Regions from separate parts of the Mus musculus genome. Here regions 2, 3, 4 and 5 are each linked to region 1. The links are chromatin loops, found by intact Hi-C in ENCODE. Cell type or tissue: left cerebral cortex. All regions are shown on one strand. Region 1 holds the start of Cdyl2 (chromodomain protein, Y chromosome-like 2). Region 2 overlaps Cdyl2 (chromodomain protein, Y chromosome-like 2). Region 3 overlaps Cdyl2 (chromodomain protein, Y chromosome-like 2). Region 4 holds the start of Dynlrb2 (dynein light chain roadblock-type 2). Region 5 has its middle 24 kb from the start of Dynlrb2.

Evidence for each region. Peaks named below come from ENCODE experiments on the same cell type or tissue, not always from the same donor. Only the 100,000 strongest peaks of a DNase experiment are listed, where the experiment ranks them.
Region 2: a loop joins it to region 1, with 11 times the contacts of the local background. A loop is called at or near these places in 4 of 42 quality-filtered maps.
Region 3: a loop joins it to region 1, with 2.1 times the contacts of the local background. A loop is called at or near these places in 6 of 42 quality-filtered maps.
Region 4: a loop joins it to region 1, with 1.9 times the contacts of the local background. A loop is called at or near these places in 4 of 42 quality-filtered maps.
Region 5: a loop joins it to region 1, with 2.8 times the contacts of the local background. A loop is called at or near these places in 3 of 42 quality-filtered maps.

The regions. Positions count from the first base shown.
Region 1 is chr8:116,728,758-116,733,757 of GRCm38, forward strand. Cdyl2 (chromodomain protein, Y chromosome-like 2) reads right to left here and starts at 4,234. Exons shown (of 7, transcript NM_029441.3): 1 at 4,041-4,234. The coding sequence starts at 4,064. In left cerebral cortex, no CTCF peak of the experiment used is centred here; DNase peaks (open chromatin) are centred at 2,735, 3,024, 3,274, 3,827 and 2 more places; H3K4me3 peaks cover 2,216 bases; H3K27ac peaks cover 1,453 bases.
Region 2 is chr8:116,619,047-116,624,046 of GRCm38, forward strand. It overlaps Cdyl2 (chromodomain protein, Y chromosome-like 2), which reads right to left. Exons shown (of 7, transcript NM_029441.3): 2 at 4,738-5,000. Among named protein-coding and RNA genes, the nearest start is that of Gm31367, 16 kb to the left of the region's middle. In left cerebral cortex, a CTCF peak has its summit at 2,924; DNase peaks (open chromatin) are centred at 869, 1,084, 2,236, 2,473 and 3 more places; H3K27ac peaks cover 3,148 bases.
Region 3 is chr8:116,669,364-116,674,363 of GRCm38, forward strand. All of the region lies in intron 1 of Cdyl2 (chromodomain protein, Y chromosome-like 2), which reads right to left. Among named protein-coding and RNA genes, the nearest start is that of Cdyl2, 61 kb to the right of the region's middle. In left cerebral cortex, a CTCF peak has its summit at 2,359 (motif pointing right); DNase peaks (open chromatin) are centred at 1,976, 2,380 and 4,781.
Region 4 is chr8:116,502,236-116,507,235 of GRCm38, forward strand. It overlaps Dynlrb2 (dynein light chain roadblock-type 2), which reads left to right and starts at 2,780. Exons shown (of 4, transcript NM_029297.1): 1 at 2,780-2,814. The coding sequence starts at 2,812. It also overlaps the pseudogene Gm9058. In left cerebral cortex, a CTCF peak has its summit at 2,626; DNase peaks (open chromatin) are centred at 1,958 and 2,698; H3K4me3 peaks cover 777 bases; H3K27ac peaks cover 529 bases.
Region 5 is chr8:116,478,676-116,483,675 of GRCm38, forward strand. No RefSeq gene overlaps it. Among named protein-coding and RNA genes, the nearest start is that of Dynlrb2, 24 kb to the right of the region's middle. In left cerebral cortex, CTCF peaks have their summits at 190 (motif pointing left) and 2,377 (motif pointing right); a DNase peak (open chromatin) is centred at 2,399.

The DNA.
Region 1 (5,000 bases):
AGTTGTAATAAGCCATTTTATGTATACTCGATTATAATATTTAATTAAAGAAATACTACAATGGAGGCTAAGATGTCTTTTATTGTTTCTTTTAAGGTCAGTAACTGCACAAAAGAAGAAAGAAAGTTTGATGCTGTTCGAGCTGTAGGAGGCAGTCTGCCATGTCTCTGCTTCAGTTCCTGCCTCGAGGTTCCTGTTTGGAGATCCTGCACTGGCTTCTCTCAGTGATGGACTGTGTAAGGTGGAAGTGTGTTTTTGTTCACAGAAGTAGATTTGGCCAGGGAATTGAGCTCAGCAACAGATACAGAACTAGGGCATGATATTACCACCACCAAAAGACCATAAGCTGGAGAAGAAACGTATGTAACTCTCAGCATCAGAATACCAAAGGTGGCTCACTGTGCTTTCTGTCTCCTGGACCCAGTCTTCCAATCGCTGTGAGTGAACATGTGACGAGCAGGGAAGAGACAATTGGTTGACAATTGGTTACCTCATGCTGTGCCACAGACGATGTGTTCCCGACACCCAACCATCTTGGCAAACGGCTGACTAAACTCCAGGGATGGCAAACTCTAATACCTTCTGGATTCAGATTTATTGTGTCAACATGTTAGAGAAATGGATGCTCCCGTATAAGGATCACTGTAGGAAGAGACAAGCTAAAGATCTTCTGCTCCATCCTGCTTTCGTACCTAACAATGAGGCAAGGCACACACACACACACACACACACACACACACACACACACTCAGGGGCCCTAGAACTGTCTAACAAACCACTTCTGGTGGCCCACATGTTGACTCGCACATCTGGGGGTGGGGGAATTACATTTTATAACCAGCCATATACGGCTTTAAGAAAATAGTTTTCAACCTGTAGCTTTCAACCCTTTGGGGGGGTCGAATGACCCTTTCACGAGGATTGCCTATCAGATATCCTTCATATCAGGTAAAGATCTGATTCGTAACAGTGGCAAAAAGTACAGTTATGAAGTAGCAACAAAAACAATTTTATGGTTGGTGTCGCCACAACATGAGCTTCATTAAAGACTTGTAGCATTGAGAAGGTTGAAAACCACTGATGTAAGGCATCAATCCATATTTGAAATCCTCCTCATATACATAACTAGAACGCATCAGAGAAGGTGAGGGCTCTGCTATCAGGGAAATAAAACCGGGCGGTCCATCAAATCCAAATTCCAGGACCTCCTTTAGACCCAGGTTTCCTTGCCAAGACTGAAGGTCATGTAAGCAAAGCTCATTTTGGTGTCTTTAAAATCAGCACCTGACTTCTTAACAAAGCTCTCTGGGGAAGGGTTGCTTTTTATAACAGGTGTCTAAAATCACCAAAGAGTCGGTGAATCTCTGACATCCAAACATCATCCCCATCATAAACCGTCGAAAGTAATGTCATCGGGCACCCAGGTGGAATACAGGTCACAAAGATTATCACTCCTAGCCTACTTAAACACAGCTTATTGGTTAAAGGTTATGATAAGCGATTCTGTGTACATCCAAGTATGTTTAATTAAGGAAATACCATCATATAAAAAGAGATGTCTTTTTTTTATTTCTTTTAAGGTTAGTAACAGCACTGAATATGCCCAGATCTATTTATTTTTAATCAATGGGCTATTTTTAATGCATATGGCAATTTGACAGTTAGAAAAAAAAATATGGACTGAGGCACACCTGGCGCTTCTTGTTTTTAAGTTAAACTCTAACAACCAATTGAGTCCCTCGGTGTATGTTATGTAATGGAGGCATGGGCTATAAAAATGTTGACGTTGGTTATATTCTCATAATACAGTTTAGCCCTTCTAGTAATGGCTGTGCAAATAATCAGCCACAGGAAAACCATTTTAGATCTCACACAATTACCTACCACCACAGAAGTAATTGTTATTATTGTCCTGCTTATTGAACTTCAATAAGCACTTTTGAGTTGCTGAGATAGTTCAAGGCCATTGCGGAAACTCCCATCTTCATCTGGGGACTGTAATTACCAAGGTTAAGAATGGCAGTTTCAGGTGAACATTAAACAAGAAATTATCCCCAGGAGGTTTGTAAGTTTCAGACTTTAAATGGGGACGCACTGACGTCTTCCTGTGATGTCCACTTCATGTCTTCAACAAGGCCACTTGTCACCCAAGCAATGTCAGCTGCTCTGAGACAACTCACCATCAGTGAGAAAAATCCCATGACCTCAACAAGATTGGCTTTGTTCCTAAATGGCATCCACTTTCTGCCAGGGTCCAGGGGACTTGGTCAAAGGTTTTCGTTTCACTATGTTTTAACTTTTTGGTTTCAGAGACTGCTCTGCCATCTTGGGGAAAGATGGATGAGTTTGGGTGGCCCGGAGTACTACATCCTGTCAGTTTCTCATCAATTTCCTCTCCCTCCCTGGCTTCTCCATCAGCACAAAGAGAAGGAAGGCCATAGGATAAAGAAGAGGGCAACTTATATCATTTTTTAAAAACGTGGGCCCCACCTGAGCCTGATGGCTTGTCACCCATCACCGGGCCCCACCAAGCTCAGAATCACCCAGAAAGCTCTGGATACATAGGAAGCTGAGATGCCTACCTGCCTGTCCTCCACTCTCCACTCACACCAGTCAGTAAACCTTCTTCCTGAGAAGCCTGGGCTTCCAGGAAGACCCCGGGAACAAAGCTTACAGTTGATGAACTACGACTGCAGTCTCTTAACCCAAAATGCTAACTCGACCTGTTCCACGACTGCATGGAAATTTAGACAACCTTCGGAATGACAGCCAACCGTAGTGGCTGGTTCATACTGGAGGAAAGGGGTGGGAAACTCAACCTGACCCGTGTGACACTGGTTTCTTGCAGTATCTGCAGGCCTCCTGGGAGAAGGTGGCCAGGCCCTTTGGCTTCTTTATTCAGACCCTTTTCGTGAGAACAAACACCTCTTGAAGGGCATACTCCCCCTGGGATCAGTGGTGGCTTCTTATTTGTCCAGGAGTCCAAATCCCACTCAAGAACTGTTGTGGTCCCGAGGCCAGCTAAGCCCTCTCTCCCCAGGGACCGTGGGTATTTCTTGTCCAAAAGATGACAGATGGACGCCTTCTTTCAACATTTTGAACCGATTTCAAAATATCCAGTGCCCACTACTACCTGTGTGACCTTAGAGACAAGTATGACCCCCTTAGTGTGCCAGTGGAGTTCTGGGAACTGGATTCACACCCATGTCCTCTGACAAGTCTGACCACCCACATACAAGTTTCAGGCCAGCTTCCCTTCCACCTGGAGGGTCCCTCTGCAGCCCCTCTTTCACCCTAGGAAGCATGACACCAGCAGAGGCGACCAACCCCCAAGCCCTTGCCAGGAGAGCTTCAGAGTCCAGAGAAGGGGGACACTAGGCAGCAGGTGGGGGGAGGGGGCAGGCACTCAGTGGCCCCTGTGGAACTGCAAGAGTGGTGTCCCCAGGGCACCCCCTCCCCCGTGCCCCAACACTCTTGTCCTTTTCATTCCCCTTCCTAGGAACCTGGCTCCGCTTTGATCACCCACCCAACCCACACCCGCGCACCCCCGGGGGCTCAAGACCCCTAAATTGGGCCGTCCGCAGCGCGGGCCCCCCCGCATTCCCTCGCACGCCCGGCGACTTTTTTTTTCTTTTTCCTTAATTTTTTTTTTAACCTGTACTTTTTTTTTCCACACTCGGGGCGGCTCGTCGGGGCTGAGCAAGCACCTCCCCGGGACCGCTACCTTCCCTCCCTCCGCCCCGGCTCCGCCCGGCTTCCTCCTTCCCCTCTCCAAGGCCGCAAAGTAGATGGAGTAAGAGAGTGTGTGCGCGAGAGAAAGAGAAAGAGGGAGCGGGCGCCGCGGGAGGCGGCGGCGGGAGGCGCGCCCGGCCCCCGCCACCCTCCGGTCCCCGCCGCCACCCTCGGGTCCGCCGCCACCCTCGAGTCCCCCAGCCGCCCTCCAATCCCCGGCGCCACCACCCGCGGGCTCAGGACTACGCTCACACCAGCTCGGCCAGGCCCGGTTCCCCGGCGCCGCCCGCGCCCCGGCTTCTCCGTACCTCGTAAAGGTCCCCAGAAGCCATGCCAGGCTGCGGAACTTGGCTCGCCGGGTGTGCGCGTCTTGCTCGCTCGCGCGCTCCCGTGCGTGTGCGCGCGGGGGGCCCGGGTTGCGCGCGCGCGTGAGCGCGTGTGTGCGTGCGTGTGTATAAGTGTGTGGTGTATGTGTGTGTGTTTGCGTGCGCGCGCGCGCGCGTGTCTGTGTGTGAGTGTGTGTGAGAGTGTGTGCGCGCGAGTGTGTGCGGCGTGTTGAGTAAACTGTGTTTTTGCAGAATGACAGGCTTGGGGGCCGCCTGTGCGCAGAATCGGAGCGGGCGGCGGCGGGGCTGGCGTAACCGGCGGCGGCCGCGGCAATCGCGGCGACACGCGAGCGCGGGCAGGGGCGACCGACGGCTGCGCAGCGCGCCCTGAGCCTCGGACGCGGCCCCCTGAGCGCCCGGGCCCCCGTGTCCCGAGGCCGGTGACTGTAGCGCTCGGCTCGCCCCGGCGCCGCCTGCAGGAAGCCGCCCCGCGCCCGCCGCCCGCCCGGACGCTGCTGCCACTGGGCGAGTCCCCGCCTCCCGGGAGCCCGGCCCGGCCCCCGGGGCGGAGGGGGCGGCGGCCACCGAGGGCCGAGCCCGGGTACCGCTCCCGAGCCCGGCCGCGCGCGCAGCCGCGAGGCCCCCAGAGTACCCGGCCAGGTGCCCACCCGGAATGACCTGCCCGGGCTGCGAAGGGGCGGCCAAGAGGCAGGTATCAACCTGCAGGTCTCAGGCAAGGGAGCCCCTCTTCAGTCCTGCTTCTAGCTCCAGAGTACCCCACTCTTCTCCTTCCCGGGGAGGGGACTGGGCACGTTCTTAGGAAAACTGGCCCCTCGGAGCTGAGGGGCCCCCTTGCTTCCAGGATGAGTTTTCAAGGAGAGGAGAGAGGAAGTGGCTGGTCCACAGGCTCCAAGGAGAGCCAGGACAGTGGCAGTCACCACT
Region 2 (5,000 bases), 110 kb before region 1:
AACAGTACCAACTTGGCTCTGTTCAGTTTCCAGCCCACCCTCCAGGTGTGCTGAGTCTAGCTCTGCCTTTGTCAGGTCCCAAGTTCTCCCCACGAGGACAGTGTGGGTTGCTTTTTAAATGTCCACCTCGGTTCTGATCTGCAGATAAGGGAAAGCAATAACCGCATGGAGAGTGTGAAGGTTGAAGTGAACACCCTGGAAGAGAAGGCTGGCATCCTGTCAGAGGATGGATGGATGGAAAATGGCAAAGGATGCCCACCTGTCTGGGAGGGGACATGCATGGGCGGGAACAATGCAGGGAATAGTGAATCACGGAAGGCCTGGGAGACAGACAGACAGACACCAAACATGTAGAGAAATGATATTCGGAAATCAGAGAACTGTGGGCACGGGGCTTGAGGGTCCACGGGCCCTTGGAGAGCACTGACTGGGCAGCCATGCTTTGCTCTAGGGCTCAAAGGGAATGAGGGTACCTGCTGGGGAGGTGGAGTGTCCCCAGGGGTTAAAGCACAAATGGGTCTTTAAAAGAACCAGGCTGTGGCCTCTGTGGACAGTCAGGACAGGGGAGTTCCCACCAGAGCAGGAGAGGGAGGGATCCCTAAAGGGACAGCTGCTCAGCACAGCTGAAGCCTATCTTTCTTAAGAAAGAGACATGGAGACAGAGAGGCAGAGACAGACAGACAGACAGACAGACAGAAACAGAGAGAAATCCCTTATGTGGGAAGTACACAGTCAAGGAAGAGACCTTGTTTTTTAAAAAAACCATGCTCTTACAAGTTTAAAAATGCGGGAGAACATCCCAGATCTGGCAGCGAGGCGTCTATGAGCCATCGCTCACAACCACACACGTCCGTGGGGGCGGCCATCCACACTCAGCTATTAAAACTCATCGTTTGACAGGAGTGATTCACACCTGCCCCCCCGCCCCCCCCCCCGCCGCCGCCCCAGGTCCCCATTCACTCGGATGGGGCGGAGCTCATTCTAACAAGCTCCCAGAGGGATACTGAGGCAGATGGTCCGTGGACCGCAGAGTCGTTTGTCACCCCAGGAGAAGAGGGAACAGAGGTGGGCACTGAGCCATGCATGCCATATTCATCTTGAGCTTCAGCGGGGAGAGGCATGGTGTGAACCCAGAATGTGCCACCCACTGGAGCCCTGGGCTGTGGATTGTTCCTATACCATAAGGAAGTCATATTACATAAGTTACTTCTTTCTATGGGGAAGTTAAGTCATCGAGAGAGGGGGGGAAAGACATTTAAAAAGTGAACACCCCATATCCCAAACACTGCCCTGAGGTGCAGTCAGGAGCCCTCTGGGATGCTTCTGCAGGGCAAACAGGGGGAACCCCTAAGTCCTACACCCCACTGGTCAAATGGCACTAGATCCTTAGGTTTGGGTCAGAGAAAGATTAGGAGGAAAATAATTCAATGCCTAACCTGTATGTGGCACTGCCCTCAACAGAGCTTCCCTAAGGCCAGGAGCATGACAGAGACTTGTTTGGTCTCCCTACACCTCTGAATCTCAGACTGCTCTCAATGGCAAGGATGCTGCCTCCGCTTCCCCCAGTGCTTGACCCCCCTGGGTAATAAGCTAGCTGCAACCCAAGTGTCAGAGGGTGACTGAGGCAGGAGCCGTTTCTCCCACGAGTGACTACATTCGAGTTGTATATAAATACGGCAATGCTGTTCCATGTATTACATGGGACTCCATCCATGGAGGTTCAACCTCTGGTGCTTACTCAACCTAAAAGTCCGAGCCCACCAGCTTGGCCGAGGGTAGATTTTAAGTTACAAAAGATGGGCCCTTACTCCTCTCTTTGCATCTCTCTAATCTAGCCAGCGGCTAGCAGGGCAGTGGTCCTGAACCGGTGCTCCGAGAGTCAGACTTGAACTGAAGGGCTCTGGTGTCCGATGGCAAATGACACGGCCCAGTCATCCTGGTACAGAGTCTAACACACAGAAGCCGCCGAGGTACCCATCAAGAGCCAGTCTCCTGGAGCCTCTCCGCCTAAGACAGTCCATCAGATACTGTGGGATCTGCCTACATTTGTCACAGGTATCCAGGGGGATATTAGACACGTGAAATATGAGACCAACAGCCTATCCTCATGGGAGCTTGTGGGCGCCAACTCGAAAGGATGTAATTAAGCAAAAAGTTTGGGACGGCTACAAACACAATAGAGGTGGGTGGCAGCTTCCTCTCCCTTCCAGCTGGGGCCCTGGGATGTGTGAATATACATTATCTGGAGAAGATAGCAAGACACCAGACTGAGGAGGAAAAAGGTCCAGAATAGCTACAAACGCGCAGGGACTTCGGCGGGTCGGCTGGCTAGCAAGTTTCTCAGGTGATGAGGTATCTGGCCCCATTAGCGAGTTGGCATTCAAGGCGGGTCGCCAGAGCAAAAGGCTAACAGTTGCACTCCACCTCAGAAAGCAGCACAGGGCATGGGGAGAGACACCCACCCTGTGCATCACACTGCTGTCTGGCAGTCAGTCAGCAAACCATCCTCCCTTAGTGCTCCTGCTTACTCTTAGGGAAGCTGCAAGTCTGGCAGGGGGAGTGTTATCAGCTCAGTTACTGGGACCCTGCCCAGGCTCCTGCTCTTGTACCCCATGAGCCTAAGAGGCTTCCCCTGACCGCCCCTTCCTGCACCAATGGGGGAGGGGGATTCTGCAACTGCTAGCAGCTGTCACGCGAACATCAAACGGGGATGTTTATGCCAAGCCTCGTTTACACAAGCTACTTCTTCCCCCGAGAGATGAATGTTTAAGACAAACAGCGCTTCCATATGCTCGAAGCACAGGCATATCAGCACTGGGGGATCCCCAGATGGAAGCATGAGTCAGGCTGGGGCAGATGCCTAAATAAATCGCGTTAGGGTGAGATTCCTCTCTGGAGCAGGAGGAAGCTCTAAGCAATTGCCCAGGTTCCCCTAAAGATGGCAAGCTCTCCCCAACGGAGCATACTCAGAACGGTCCAGACCCCACACTCAGCATCATCACAGACGGGCACTTAACTCATGACCTAGCCTGCTCGTTACCACCTGCACCTCTGCATCCGTGTTCACTCTCATTCCATCAGGGGCATCTGAGGGCCCTGCACACTGGGCATGCACTGTTGTGTGCCCATTAGGTATTTCCTGAAGCTCCTGAGACTTCAGGCTCTGATCTCTGTATATGAAGATGCCTGTGGGTATACACAAGGGTGTTTGAGAATGGAGGGGGCATGACACTGGAGCACACAGCTTGCCCAAAGACACAGGCCACTGAGGTCTTTGTGAAGGCGCAGTCTGGCCACTGAGGATGTCACAGCATGAGAAGCTCAGGGTTCACCGCCTCCAGAGACTGTAAGAGGAGGAATTCATGTCCTAACGCAAGCTACCTACAGTCTACGTTGCTTCCAGGACAGGGCAGAAAGGAGCAGGCAAGAGAGCCGGCACAGGGCGGGGTTGGAGCTGCAGTTAGGACCAACCCACTATAGTCTGGGTGTTGGGGTTCCCCCTCCCCCGAGAGTCACAGCTTGAAACTCTGTATCCCATTTAACAGTACCAAGAGGCAAAGCCTGTGGGATGAGATAAGCTCATGAGAACTGTATCTATCATCTTGAAAGGGATTGGCGGCTTTATAAAGGAAGCTCTGCCCAGTCTGGGCAACCGTGAGTCCAGGGCAAGCCTGGTCTGAACATAGAGACTGGATAAAGAAATTAAAGAAGCACGACAGGAGTTGTACTGTCCTATGTCCCATGCATGGACACAGCTGGAAGTTAGTCATGTTCCACCTAAGAGGAACGGCCCTCCGCCTACGCTGGTGACACCAGAAGAGCAGGCATCTCCCATCATGCGCTAGCTTGGAGAACTCCATCTGTAAATGGCGTGGACAGGAGGACAGCCCCCAAGGCAGCCCCTCCCTGGACAAAGGCTGTGAGTCCCAGGGGAGGTGCAGGCCCTCTGGGGAGGACTTCTGTCTCCTGGGATGTTGGGCTGCACCCCACCCCCAGGAATGTGGATCTGGTGTGGTGACTACAGCCTGGGGTATCCTACAGTGTAGTAGGATTCTCTCTTTTTTCTGTATTTAACAGTATAGGGGGGATTGGATGTCCCCTTTACATCACAGGATCTCATTACAGTGGCCCAAGCTGGTCATGCACTCAACCTGTAGTCCCGAGTGACCTTACATTTGCAATCCTCCTACCCCAGCCTCTCACATAGCTGGGATGACAGGCCTAGCTGTAGTTAGGCCTTTGTAACCTACCGCAGGCCTCATATAGCACCTGGGGCTTGATATCCCTGTATGCAAAGGTGTCTAATAACCAGCACAGGCTTGAGGTCAAACGTCCGTGGCCTTGACGTGAGAGACCAAGAAAGGCAGAACTAAGAGGTAGCTAAGAGTTAAAGACAGAAGGTGGGTAGCAACTTAGATATTTCCCTAGGTTGAAAGAAAAGTCAGACCAAAGGGCTGAAGACATGGCTGGCTTGGTGAGTAGAGTCCTTACCCAGCATGCCCCGTGTTCCACCTTTACCTGAGACAGGATCTAACAGTGCCTGCATGCAATCCCAGCACCCAGGAGACAGAGGCAGGAGACAGGGGGGTCAAAGCCATCCTAGAATACTTGGTGAGTTTGAGGCCAACCTGGACCACATAAGATCCTGCCTACAACAACAACAACAACAACAACAACACCACAAGCTGGCCACCAGCCAAGACCAACCCAACCCTGAGAGAAAGAAAAGCCACAGACCAACTCCATTCTCCACCAGCGCGGAGTGGGTCCCGTCGCAGTCACTGGCCTCCTGCTCTCCAAGCTGGTCGTTCAACTCCAGATCCGGCTGATGGGACCCGTTTCCAAAGTGTGACTCGTCCTTCTCAGAGCCGGCATCTCCGTTCTCCAGGCCGTTCTGAGCCTTCTTCAGGGGCATGATCTGTAAGCCACTGGGGGTAGTCCTATAGGACACAGTCTTGGTGGCCCTGTCTGGAGCCTTACCCGAAGACCCCTTCTTGGGC
Region 3 (5,000 bases), 59 kb before region 1:
AGCTGCCAGGAGAGTTCTGAGGATGAAACATTTGCAGAGCAAACCTGTCTTAGTCAGGGTTTCTATTCCTGCACAAACATCATGACTAAGAAGGAAGTTGGGGAGGAAAGGGTTTATTCAGCTTACACGGCCATGTTGCTGTTCATCACCAAAGGAAGTCAGGACTGGAACCCATGCAGGTCAGGAAGCAGGAGCTGATGCAGAGGCCATGGAGGGATGTTACTTACTGGCTTGCTCAACCTGCTTTTTTATAGAACCCAGGGATGGTCCCACCCACAAGGGGCCCTCCCCCCTTGATCACTAATTGAGAAAATGCCCCACAGCTGGATCTCATGGAGGCATTTCCTCAACTAAAGCCCTTTCCTCTGTGATAACTCCAGCTTGTGTCAAGTTGACACACAAAAGCAGCCGGTACAAAACCTGACAACTGGGGTCCTGGGTGAAAGGACGGAACTGATTCTTACAAGTGCTCATCTGACCTAACATGAACACAAGGACAACCACCCCTCCCGCAGTCACAAACCGTATCACACTAATCTAAACTTTTTAAATAATGCAAGGGATGCCCACGCTACCATACATGCTGATAAGCCCCTCATTGTATTATGACTACATTATCATGAAGGCTATTTCTGAGAAAAATACAAACTATGGTAGAGAGTACAGTGTGAATCTTGGGCCTGAAGAAATGGCCCCATTAGTTAAAAGTGCTTGCTGCTGTTGCAGAGGACCTGGGTTCGGTTCCCAGCATGTACATCGGGTGGCTCACCACTCCTATCAACCTAGCTCTGGAGGAGATCTGATGTCCTCTTCAGGCATACACATCATATACACACGTAAAGTAAAAGTAAAACTGAAAAGAAGAAACAGTGCAAGCCACATCTCTGGAGTCTCTCAGGCTCTTCCATCTGTGTATAAGCTTCTTCCGTAAAATGGGATTAATAACGACCTCCTCCTTCACCGTCAGGAAGAGAGGAACTCTTTCACGTAAAGCACTGAACTTTAATATGGTCCAGGACAGGGTCCCTCCATAAGGGAAGGATGGCTGCCTTGTTTGATATTCTAATAGTTAGTGAGTGAGCTGTGGTGAGAGAAGGCTAAGGCATCAGAGACCCCCACCCCACCCCCAAAAAGGATCGGCCCCAAGTCAGCACTGGAGATCAGAAAGACTGGGCTAGAGAGCTGGAGAATGTTTACACAAAACATGATTTTCTCAAGGGTTCCACAGACCTGACCACTGGACTACCAGTGGCATGCTCAGAAGCCCCGTACTGCTTCAGAGTAACTTTTACATTAGCTTCCTGTCTCTCCAAAACAGCCCTACGCCAATCAGAGAGCTCTGTGACAGCCCTAGGCCAATCAGAGAGCTCCGTGACAGCTCTAAGCCAATCAGAGAGCTCCGTGACAGCCCTAGGCCAATCAGAGAGCTTCGTGACAGCTCTAAGCCAATCAGGGAGCTCTGTGACCAAGACAGTCTCTTTAAGATCCAGACGCCTCTCCTAGCCAAGTGGGAAAGGTGGGGCCTTGGAATTATAGTGACCAGCGCCAGTGCTTCCCTGGTCAGGGGTCAATGGACTCTCCACATCTGCCCATCTAACCCTGAGCAACCTGCCCTGTACTGCATAGTGCAATGAGCTTGAGACTGCAACACAAGATGGCACTGCTAGCCCTGGGCCAGAGAGGGCGCGGGAGAAAGGGGAGAGGGAAGAGAGGAAGGTGGTTAAGAGCACTGACTGCTCTTCCAGAGGTCCCTGAGTTCAATTCCCAGCAACCACACGGTGGCTCACAACCATCTGTAATGGGATCTGAGCCCTCTTCTTGTGTGTCTGAAGAGAGCTACAGTGTTCTCATATACATAAAATAAATAAATCTTTTTTAAAAAGTTATAAACCCCCGTCTGTCTTATGAGCATCCATTTGTCGGCTCCTGAATCTAACTGCAAGTACACCCCCACCGTCAACCCACTTAGAATTCTCGGCACTTCAAACCCTTCTCATCAGGCTTGTCTCGTCTGAATATTCTAATTTCTAGACAAAACAAGACGCGGAACCATCACCCACAGAGTCGTAACACAAATAACCACTCACACGAGTATGGTCTGAACCTCATTCAAATCACAGCATTTTGTTCCACAACTCACTCATTCATTCATTCATTCATTCATTCACTGTGTGTGTGTGTGTGCTTATGTGTATGTCTGAATGTGTGTGTGCGTGCATGTGTGTGCAGGGGTCAGAGTTCAGCCTCAGGTGTTGTTCCTCAGGATCCATCCACTCTGAAGTATTTTAGATTTATTTCATTTTATGTGTACAAGTGTTTTGTCTGTGTGTACAACATGTGCTTGCCTGATGTTCTCAGAGGCCAGAAGAGGGCGCTGGATTCCCTGGAATTGGAATTTAGGATAATGGTGAGCCACTATATGGGTGTAGGAAATGAAACTCGAGTCCTCTACAAGAACCATAAGTACGGCTGAATCAACTCTCCTGAATTCCCACCTTGTTTTTGGATAAACCGTTTCTCTCCCTGGACCTGGGGCTTGCTGATTAAGCTAAGCTGACAGGTCAACAAGCCTGGGGGTTCTGGGTGGGGGTGGGAGGTCAGGGGACGTCCTCCTGTCTCCATCCCACCAATGCAAACATTACCAGTACAAGTTACTACATCTGGCATTTTACATACAACTCATGTTCTCCTGATGGCAGGGGCACAGACTTTGTCACTTGTGCTATCCGAAGCCCCGCTCTCTATTGTTTATTAAGTTACTAATTTAAGGGGATTTACTTTTAATCATGTAAGTAGCTGTGTGAACATGAGAACAGGTGCCTGCAGAGGCCAGGGACATGGAATCTCCCTGGAGCTGGAGCTGTGGGAAGTACCTGACTTGGGTGCTGGGAATCACACCCGGGACCTCTGGAGGAACATCGCTAGCTCTTCCCACCGGGCAGTCTCTTCAGCCTCCCTGAGTCACTAATTTTTTACTTTTCTAATCCCCAACTCTGTGTGTGTGTGTGGGGGGGGGGGGGTGTCAGAAAGCAACAGAATAGAACTCACCTGTGTGCCCTGTGACAGGGAAGACAAGACAAGCCTGTGACTGAACAGCGGGATCCTGAGAAAAGGAGATGAGGCCTGATGTCTGCTAGGTGGAAGCACCTGGTCACAAGGACCGCATGCAGTAGGACATCATTTGTGTAAAAAGGCAGACCAGGAAAACCCATGGAAAATACACACTTATCAGTGGCTGCCTGGAGCTGGGGGACCTGGTGGGGCTATGCTGCTGGGAGAGGTTCGTGATGGCTCTTTTTGATGACGGAAAATGTCCTAAAATGGCCGTGGCTATGGCTGCTTACATTTAATAAGACGGGTTTTGTTTGTTTGTTTGTTTGTTTAAGTGACTGGTCAGAAAATGTCAGTGGAGAACGGTGCTTGCTAACTAAGCCTAGTGACGTGAGTCTGACTCCCGGGACCCTCATGCCTTTTGCTCAGACTTCCACACTGGTACCATGGAACACGTCCCACTCCCCCAAAACACACAAATAAACATAAGACAAATAAATACTTCAAAAAGGAAAAAAAAATCCACATTGGCTTATGTTGAGGTTAGGCCAGGATTTTCCTCCCAGCCCCATGCTCCCAGAAATAAGACTCAGACTCACAATATATTTACAGACACCCTGGCCATAGAGCTAGGCTCTTCCCTGAATTGATATAACTTAAAATAACCCATTTATTCTGACCTGCATTCTGCTACGTGATTAGTTACCTGTGTTCAGGTACTGGGCATCTGTCTTGTCCCATCTCCCCAGGAAGGAAATCTCCTCGCCTGCCTCTATCCCAGAATTCTTTCTCCTCCCGGATATCCCACCTTCTACCTCCTGGCTAAGCCATAGGTCAGCTAGGCTTTTAATTGACAGGTGGATGTATCCATACAACACACAAGATAGTCTCTCTATTTAATTCCCCTTTGAATGGGAAATTATGTTGAATGTTTTGGTCCAGTGATTGTAGGTATGCGAATAATAAAAATAACAGTAATGTTTATTCAAAAGTTAAAGTTGGCAGGCTGGGAAAATAGCTTTGTTGTTTTTTGGTTTTTTTTTTGTTTGTTTGTTTGTTTGGTTGGTTGGTTTTTGTTTTTTTATGTGGTTGTTAAGCAAGTACCCCCAGGTGATCAGAGCATTTTCCTCAAAGCAACAAATGAAATTTGAATGTGCATAGTGAATGTGCATATCCGGGGCGTTACTCCGCTTCCAAAGAGAGGAAGTACTGATACTTGTGGCGTGAATGAACCCTGAGGACGGTGTCCTGAGGGAAGAAAGCCAGTTTCCAGACTCCTACAGGATTCTACTTCCATGAACTGTCTGGAGTAGTGACATTCTTAGACAGAGACTAGAACAATCACTTCCAGGGGCTGAGGCAGGAGAATGGGGCATGATTTTCATTGACAGTCTCAACTTTGCATGAAAAGAGCTACCTGGATGGGCCACAGGTGAGAGCTATCCGTCACCGTGAACGTTCTTCCTGCCTCTAGCTCTGCTCTTAAAATTGCTTAAGATGACAAATTGCAGTGAACTTGATCACAATTAAAATAGACAGACTGGAAGGATCCAAAGGCTTGAAGGGAGAGAAGGGAAATGATTTCACAGGGAAAAAAAACGGAGAGCAAGAGCCAGAGTCCCTGCAGGACAGGTACAAGGCATAGCCTGGTGCTAGCAGGCTCGTGGCAGCACTCGGCTCATCACTACCTTCTGGGGTGGGCTGGCCTCACCCACAACCTGCCAGCCACACCGCCACCCACACCAACCCTGAAACAAGCCAGCTCAGAGCTCAGGGGGTGGGAGCAGAGTGACTCACTGAGCCATAGAACTCTGACTTCTGACAGAGAAGAGCCCCACCTCACCCCGGCCCCACACCTGTGACCTCTGTCTATACGGTTACCAGAAATGCAGATTTAGGCTCAGCCATCAGGGCAGGGCAGGGCAGGGCAGGGCAGGGCAGCCCAGGCA
Region 4 (5,000 bases), 230 kb before region 1:
GGAAATCATGACCCGAGTGGTGCAGACCAATGACTTGAAGGAAGTAGTTAATAAACTGATTCCAGACAGCATTGGGAAAGACATAGAAAAGGCTTGCCAGTCCATTTATCCTCTTCATGATGTCTTTGTTAGAAAAGTAAAAATGCTGAAGAAACCCAAGTTTGAATTGGGCAATCTCATGGAGCTGCATGGGGAAGGCGGCAGCTCTGGCAAAGCAGCTGGAGACGAGACGGGCGCTAAGGTTGAGCGAGCTGACGGATATGAACCGCCAGTCCAAGAATCAGATCAGTGTAAAATCCAGATTTTTAATAGTGACAAATAAAAAGTCCTATTTGTGGGAAAAAAAAAAGGAAAGGAATTCTGAACTATGCACCAAGGGGGGGGGGGGACGACTCATAAAAGAATTGGCAACAAACAGGAAAAATGCAAGGATCAAAGATTAATTCAAAATTAAACACTCCATGAATATGAGGTGTCTTGCTGTTGTTGATGGAGTTGTGTTTTGCAAACTAACAGCAGCTCTGGCTCTGAACATACATCAGGGGCACTCAACTTGTGTATGCCCTCACCGTGTAAAGTCAACAAACAATGTCTAAAACACCCCAAACACCCTCCCTCAAACTGAAGGCTAAGAGTTGCATTGGTGGTTTTTACAAGGAGTTTTCTATTCTTATAGAAACTAATATTTAATTATAAACAACAACAGCAACAAAGATTCCTAATAGTTTCCTACCTCCACTCCTCAGTATGTAAGAATCAAATTAGTGATTCTTTGAATTGGCTTAAGTTAGACAGACAAGCACTTCCTATCCATTATCATGCAAATTGTTTTTCTCTTTAATGAGTGGTAGGATTTTATGTAGGCCAAAGGATTGTGTTCAAATAAATTTCTTTATAATTTATTATCAGTAAATGTTTGATATCTATACCTACTTTTATAAACACAAGACCACATATAATTTTATCTGGGAAGGCTGGATAGGTGACTCAGAGGTAAGAGCACTGGTTGCTCTTGCAGAGGACCTGGCTTCAATTGACAGCACTCATATGGCAGGTTGCAACTGTTTGTAATTCAAGTTCCAGGGGATCCAACATCTTCTGGCCTCTGGGGTCAACACACACACACACCACACACAAACACACACACACACACACAGTGCATGGGCATACATGTAGGCAAAGCACCTATACACATAAAATGAATAATAAATTTGTCGGGGGTGGGAGAAATGGGTTGTAACTGGATAAAGCTTAAGATGCCCTAAAGTAGAGTACTATAATAGGAAAATCTCACAAGGAAAATGAACACAAGATATAAAAAGTGCAGTCCAACTCAATGGTTGCCAAAAGAGTGCCAAAGCTACATAGAAAAGTAAATAAGATACCAAGGGGAAACTCAAGGTCACAGCATTACTGCGATTCTATCAGAATGGAGACAGTCAACAAACAAGAGAGACCCCCTCTTGTTGGGAAGGAAGTTCTGGTTTTTGACAGTTAAGGGCAAGGAAGAGTAAAATATGCCTACGGTTTGGTTTTTCCAAGTGCTTGCAAGTTTTAGTAACTAACACTTTCAGTGGAGTTGAAGGTTATTTAGCACTTAGCATGAATTTAAAGGAAGGGGGAGAGTTGGGAGGTGGTGGAAGGGGTGGAAAGAATTCCCAGTACCTAGGACGGGGCCCGAGAACATGTTGGATTCCTTCAAGGCGCTTTATAAAGCACCACCTTGGATATCCATCATAGTCCCACCCCAAAGAGAAGGCATCAAAATTAAACCAAGCTACCTCCGAGAAATCATTGGAGGGAAAGGTCGATGAGGAGAAAGTGGCTCCCGTTCTCCCCCATTGATTCCCTATGCGCAGAATCAGACTTTACTGCTGGTTGGAAGTCACTTTGGCCACTTCTCTCTGAGCTGTTGTTCTCCTGCCAGAGCTGCTCCTGCTGGAATCCTGCTTGCCTCCCATCACAGCTGTGGATAAAGGCTTCCTCCTCTTCCTTCTTTCTTCCTTCCTCCCTCTTTCTCTTCTGCTTTTTCTTACTTTCCCTCCTCTATCGCTCCCTCCCTTTCTCTCCCTCTCCCTCTCCCCCTCCCCCCTCTCTCATTCTCTCCCCCTGCTGAGTGTGGATCTAACTAGATTCTTCAAGCTCCTGCCTTGCCTTCCCACAATGATTGCGACCTGGAATTGTAAGCTAGACGGAACCCTTTCTCCTCGAAGTTGCTCTTTGTTTGTTTGTTTGTTTGTTTATCACAGCAGCAGAACAAACCCTTTCTAGATCGGCTCAGCTCTAGTACCAAATTCTCAGAGATAAAGTGAAATCGGTTGGTTTTAGGACATGAGCACCTTCCCTGCGTGCTACCATATCCACAGTGTGTTATTGTTTCCCACATGGATAGTTCTATATCTCAGGATGGTATTATTGGCACCCATGTGTGTATCATATATCTCACGTGGGGGCGGTCAAGTGGCTACCTACACTTGCCTGACTCAGGGACAAGTGCCGGCCACATCTCCAGAAAGCATGAAAAAGAAGAAAAGTTAAACCCAGGAGAGACTGTATCCTGCCACGACCCCATCGCCTTGAGGTTCCTGGGAAGGAACGTCCGTGCCTGCCTTCTTTTGCTAGGCTGCAAAGCAACCTGCCACATGCAGGGCGGAAAAGCCGGCTTCAGAAACAGCCTAACCGTTGCGCAGGCGCAGCCCATAGCTTTCAGAAAGCCACTTCCTGCCTGGTTGCCTAGCAACGGGGGAAGCGTTGTTGACATCCACAGAAACTGCAACTCAGACTTGAGCCAGGAGCTGTCCCACAGGCGCGATGGTAAATCTGAGTTCTTGTCTAGAAGGGTAGAGGGGGAGACTCATGTGCACAGCTGTCCTGGGAGGGTCTCACCATTTACTGGATGACAGCTGGAAAGGGCGCTATTGAAAAAACGGGAGGTGTTGAGATGAATCTGGGAGCCAGAAAAGTTTGCAAAGAGCTATGACAGAGGTGGAGAAAGAAAGAAAGATCCCAAGCTGAGAAAGAAGGAGACCAGGAGAACAAAAAAATGGGAAGGGGGCTGGGAGATGAGTAAGAGACAAAGAGGGAAGAAATAAAAACTAGGAGGGGGGGCGAGGAATGGAGAGAGAACGCGGGGAGGAAGGTGGGATGCTACCCCAACCTCGCCTGCACAGAAAAGGAAGGAGAGAGAAGAGAGAAAAAAAAAGGAAAGGGAAAAAGAAAGGCAAAGGGGAAGAGAAGAGAAGGAAGGGGATGGGAGAGAAAGAAACGAAGGAAAAGGGTTGGAGAAAAGGGAAAGGGAGAGGAGGAGGAGGGAAGGAGAGTGAAGGGGAGAGGAGGAGAGGCACAGGAGTGGCCTGGGGACACAGGAGGTTGCAATAGGGGTCTGGGAGTCAGAAGAGAACCACCTTGGAGGAGAGGAAAGGTGAGGAGCAGAGAGCTGAGAGGAGCAGTGGAGGAAGGGAGGAGAGGTCCGTGACTTTGAGGAGCCCCTAAGGCGATCAGAACTGGGCTGGTTTGTGAGTATTCTGTGCCAGACATAAGGAGACCAAGAAATGCCAAGTGTCAGAGAGATACCCCAAGAAAAAAATGTCTACATTTACTGGGGTTTGCGTTTTCTTGGTTGGTCGGTTGGGTTGGTTTGTTTGTTGTTTGGTTTTGGTGTTTGGTTTGGTTTGGTTTTGGTTTTGTCCCAGGCTGTGTATGAGACAAAACAAGTCCCTGGCACTATCAGATTCTTGCTATTACTGTCACTGGCGATGTCTCCTTTTCCTTTCCAGAGGACACCTCAGGCTCAGAGCTTTCGTGTTACTGAAATGTAAACATATGCTCTCTTCCTTTGTTTTCACAGTCCTCTTTATTTGTGACAGCCCGTTTGTGACCTGGGGTGGCCTCTGCAGATGCATTTCTCCAAGCTTTGGGCCATGGTGTAGTTTAAAGAACATGCTAAATTAAATGTTACCAGTGTCCACCATGAGGAAAGCCACTAATCCAGCCTGACATTTCCTCAAAAGACACCTGCCCTGGTGGTGGGAAAAACGAGAAAAGTGCTTGCTCACCTCCACAATGGGTGCAGAAGGAAGCCTGTCTCTGACTGAAGTAACGTAGTGTTCACTTGTGAGATGTTGGGAAAGAAAACAATAGAATAGATTCTCATCACAAAACTGCCTGGCTAAGTGGAGCACGGTAATGCCTGCCTGGAGTCCCAGCACTCAGGAGGCTGAGGCAGGAGGACTGCTGCAAGTTCAAGACCAGGCTGAGCTATATACTGTGAAATCCTATCTCAAAAAAAAAAAAATCCAAAAAAAATGCATATGAGGCTGTGGAGAAAGCTCAGTGGTTAAAAGCATTAGGTTCTCTTGCAGAGGACCCAGGTTCAAGCCTCAGCAACCCCTGATATCTCACAGCTGTCTGTAACTTTATGTCTAAGTGATCTGACACCCTCTTCTGGCCTCCACTGGCCCTACGCATGCACATGGTGCTCAGACATACGTGCAGACAAGCATCCATCCCTATAAAATAATAAACTATATTTTTACAAGAAGTGTAAATAGTCGCAATGTGCTGTTGGGAATAAGACAGCACAGGGAACCGAGTGGTTTTAGTCTCAGCCAGCTCAAAAAGGTAAGCGTAAAACCCAGATGCGAGTCCCTAATGCAGACACCCATAGCCGAACATTCCGCTTCAACCAAGACACAGCCAGGGTGCTCCGGCATCCTGCAATACAATGCTTGCACAGAATTGCCCTTTGTAAGCTTGGTCACCAGAATGAACCCCCAATGGGGGAAACAGAAGTAACTAAGGAGTCTCAGAAAGGGCAGCTTATGGACACTCTCGGAGGATATAGTGATGATCTATAAATATTTAAAAGCCATGACATACGAAAGAAGTGTTTTGTAAGTATGGAAGTGGGAGCTGCTGAATGATGGCCCATGGTAGCTTTCTGGGCAATGTAAAAGCAAGCAAATAAATAAACACTACCCTTCTAGCAAATCAGAACACAT
Region 5 (5,000 bases), 250 kb before region 1:
ATTTACCCAGGATGCTTTGAAAATCATCTAAGAGGGATTCATGCAGTCAAGTGCCTATCACACCAGCATGAGAACCCCAGTTCAATCCCCACTTAGAAGCCAGGCTCATGAACTAGAGAGATGGTTCAGGACTGAGGCACACTTCCTGTTTTTCTGCAAGACCTATGTTCAGTGCCCAGCACACACATCAGGGCCATCAACTACAGGGGATTCACTGCCCCCTTTTGGCCCCTGTGAGTACTGCACCATGGATACAATCCTATAAGCAGGCTGTCATAAACATAATTTTTTTAAAAAAATGATCTTGGGTATTCTAAGATTCTGAGATAATATCCACTTATCAGTGAGTGCATACCATGTGTGTTCTTTTGTGGTTGGGTTACCTCACTCAGGTTAATATCTTCCAGATCCATCCATTTGCTTAAGAATTTCATGAAGTCATTGTTTTTAATAGTTGCGTAGTACTCCATTGTGTGAATGTACCATATTTTCTGTATCCATTCCTCTGTTGAGGGACATCTGGCTTCTTTCCAGCTTTTGGTTATTATAAATAAGGCTGCTATGAACATAGTGGAGCATGTGTCCTTATTACATGTTGGAACACCTTCTGGGTACAGCTGGGTCCTCCGGTAGTACCATGTCCAATTTTCTGAGGAACCACAGAACTGACTTCAAGAGTGGTTGTACCAGCTTGCAGTCCCACCAACAATGGAGGAGTGTTCCTCTTTCTCCATATCCTCACCAGCATCTGCTATTACCTGACTTTTTTATCTTAGCCATTCTGACTGGTGTGAGGTGGAATCTCAGGGTTGTTTCGATCTGCATTTCCCTGGGATCCATCCCATATGCAGTTACCAAACCCAGACACTATTGTGGATGCCAACAAGTGCTTGCTGACAGGAGCCTGATATAGCTGTCTCCTGAGAGGCTCTGCCAGTGCCTGACAACTATAGAGGTGGATGTTCTCAGCCAACCATTGGACTGAGCACAGGGTCCCCAATGGAGGAGCTAGAGAAAGGACCTGAGGAGCTGAAGGAGTTTGCAGCCCCATAGGAGGAACAATAATATGAACTAACCAGTATCTCCAGAGTTACCAGGGACTAAACCACCAACCAAAAAGTACACATGGAGGGACCCATGGCTCCAGCCACATATGTAGCAGAGGATGGCCTTGACAGACATCAACGGGAGGAGGCTAGATGCCCCAGTGTAGAGGAATGCCAGGGCAGGGAGTGGGTGGGTGGTGAGCAGTGGAGTAGGGAAATGGGATAGAGGGGTTTTCAGAGGGGAAATGAGGAAAGGGGATAACATTTGAAATGTAAGTAAAGAAAATATCCAATAAAAAATAGATCTTATTTTTTATAGGCAGAACCATAGCCATATGCCTGGAACCCCAGCAGAGTGGAGGCCAGCAGATCTGGGAAATCCACTGACTGCCCAGCCTAGGTGATAAGTGGGCTCCAGGTTCAGTGAGAACCTCTCTGGAAACGGGGGGGGGGGGGGATGTAGAGAACTGATCAAAGAGCTACAAATTACTTTGTTTTGAAAATCACAACAGATGCTGCCTTCAAATAAACTCTGCACAAAGCTTTGGTTGTGTGGTCATGCTAAGCCAATGCGTCTCAACCTGTGGGTCACAACTCCTCTGGGTGAATGACTCTTTCACGGGTGTTACCTAAGACCATCAGAAAGTGCAGATATTTGCATTACATCTCATAACAGTAGCAAAATTATACTTATGAAGTAGCAGCGAAGTAATTTTATTGGTCGGGGGTCACTACCACATAAGGAACTGTATTAAAGGGTCACAGCATTGAGAAGGTTGAGACCCACAGGTTCCCATAGAGGGTTTTTGTCACTGCTGTATCTCCATGGTCCCATTCTTTCCCTACTCCCTCACGAGCTTCTTGAGACCAGAGTCTGTGTCATCCTCACGTCTCCAGTGGCTACACAAACAGGGGCTTGTTTGGAGAGAACTCAAGTAAAGGAAAGGCAAATTAGAGGACACTGAGGTGGTTTCTCCGCGCAGTGAAGTTTCATTAAGCTGGCGAGGATATCCCCGTGTGGCAGGTAGCCTGGAGGAGCGCTAATGACCACCAGTGCTGACACCAACGGCAGGAGCAGGAGAAAGCCCACCCTCCAATACATCGTGTCCTACCCACAAGAGAACGGCCCCTCAGCTTCCCATCCTAAGCTACGTAAGCCGCAGGCCTTAATCGTGAATCTAAGATAGATGCCAGAAACGCGGCCCTCCAAAACTGCAGGCACAAAAATACGATCCAAGTACGTAAAAGAAGTTTGAATTTGAACCAACTCCAAGGGCTTAAGTTGGGCGCTTGGTCCCTAGCTGATAGTTCTGTTTGGGGAGGTTGAGCCTTGCTGACAAGCCTTGACCACTAGGTGGTAGCCTTGAGCATTAGAGCCTCTGGCTTCTGATCCTACTCGCTTGCTTCTGTCCTGATTAATTCTAATGTGAACAAGCTGGGGCTGGAGAGAGATCGCTCAGTGGTTAGAGGCACTTACTGCTCATTCAGAGAACCTGAGTTCAAAGCCCAGTACCCTAATTAGGTGGTTCACAACAGCCTCTAACTCCAGCTTCACACCCACAGGAGATCTAAAAACCTCTTCTGAACTCCACAGAACCTATATATCTGTGGATAATACCCCTACACACACACACACACACACACACACACACACAATTATAATATTAATAATAATATCTTAAAAGTTTATCTTAAAAATTATTTGGATTTGGGAGGGTTATGATTCCAGTTCAGAAGTTAATAATCAACAGAACAAAATTTAATATCTATATTGTTGGCCTTTATGAATATTATCGAACCTCCCCTGCTCCAGATGCTGATTGGGTGGCAGAGACACACCGAGTCCCTGCCCAGTTCTCTTGGAGCCTTTCATTCCTTAAAGAGAGCTGCAGAACTAATTCTGGGTGCACTGACAGTGAGGAAGGATTAGAGAGAATTCAACAAACACAAACAACCTCGAAATGCAAAGCATGCTGGGAGCCACCAAACCCAAGAAGTAATCTCATAGGAGGAAAGGGAAAGGAATGTGTCTGCACTCCCCATAACAACTGGAACTCTGCCCATCTGAATGCATCCAGCACTATGTCCCTTTATTTCTTAGTGGTCACTATGGACCCAAAGCTCATTACGCAAGGATACAGTGGCATTATTTGTAGAAAAAAATACTCTAGATAATCAACTTAGATTTGTAGTTTCCAACAGGGTACTTCTACACAGTATGCAATTTGAAAGTTTATATATGCATACACATAATTAATATTAGTATGAACCTGTATACAAAAAAATATGATTGTGGGTAAATGAAATCTAGGATGCATAAAATGTAAGGGAAGCCAGGCTCAGGCAGACAGAGAGAGTATATCTAGACAAACATACAAACTGACCAGCGTGGTTACCTTGGAGGGGCAGAGAGAGAGGGTCTGGAGTCACAGAGGGCCTCAGGAGAGGGAGGGACACATTTTCCAGTCACTGCACTGATAGTGGAAATGCATGTGTTAAAGGAAACTGATCAAGCAGGTATTGGGAGACAAGCAGAACTCGTTGTTAACAATGGGAATGACCCATCCCATTATCTGTCTGATAGTATAATGTGTGTTTTTAAGGAAGTCTCTAGATTCTTTGTAATAAAGGAGGGGTGCTTAATGAGTATAATGTGTGTTTTTAAGGAAGTCTCTAGATTCTTTGTAATAAAGGAGGGGTGCTTAATGGGCAGAAAGCAATATTTAAACACTACCAGCAGAAGTTGGAATTCAGAGAGTTAAAGAAAAAGAGAGTGACTCAGGGCTTAGCGGCAAAGGTGCTAGCTATGCAAACAGGAGGACCTGAGTTCAAATCCCCAGCAATGATTTAAAAGCTGCTTGTCTCCATGTGTGCTTGTAACCCCAGCATCGTGGGAGGCAGAGACCAGGGTTCAGGAAGAGACTCTGCTTGTCTCAGGCGTAAGGCAGAGAATGAAAGAACAGGAGATGACAAATGTGAGCTTGTGAGTGTCACAGACTTTTCTGTTATACCCCCAAACACATACTGAATAAAACAGGGGGTGGGGGCGGTGCTGTTCAGGGCTTAGACCCCTCCTGTTGCCAAGAATTCGGCCTTCATTTCCTAGAGCTGGCTCTCTGGATGACTAAGATTTAGAGCCAGAAATGTCTCTGGCTCTGAAGTTCTAATTAAAGGCCTGGTTCTTGTCCCACTGTGTAACATTAACCCTCTGTTAGTGTCCCTGAAGAGAGGAGGCACCTCTCCTGAGACTGCTTCTCCTCCTCTTTCCCTCTCCACACCACTCTGTTTTCATTAGCTAATCCTAATTAGGATGCTTTGTTACTGACACCCATAGCCACTCCCAACCACCATAAAGTATGCGAGAGATTGCCCATCTCTCCTTGGGACTCAAGGCAGGCTATACTGACTCAAATGCTTTTAGAGCTTGGCCTCCCCACTTGTTTAAGACAACTCCCTGTTTCTTAAGAAATGTTTGGGCCAATAACCTTTTCTAAAATGAGCCGTCTCTTGCTTTCCTGTGGTCTCTAAGCAGTCCGAGGTAGAAGATGACACTTTGTCTTTGAGCTAAAATCCACATCTGCCATTTATCAGCTGTCATCCTCAAATGCGCGGGGGCCTGATTCTTGCACTTCAGAAGACACATCTACAAGAACTACATTTGGAATAGGAAGGAATAAGCAGAGAGCCCGCACCCAGCCTTGCATATACACTCTGCACAGACATTGGTTCTTCTCTGTCTCCATCCTTCATGGCCAGCAGCTGCTTTGGCCCAAGGTTTCAAATGTTCCCCTAATTAAGAGAAACATACCTTATCCTGGGATGGATTTTCAAATTCATTTATTGCTCATTTCTCTGTGGTTTAATTTAATTAAATTGGGCAGCATATCAAATATTGATTTTAATAAAATCTTGATTAAGATTCGAGCAATTATCAAACACAATTTTTCAGACCAC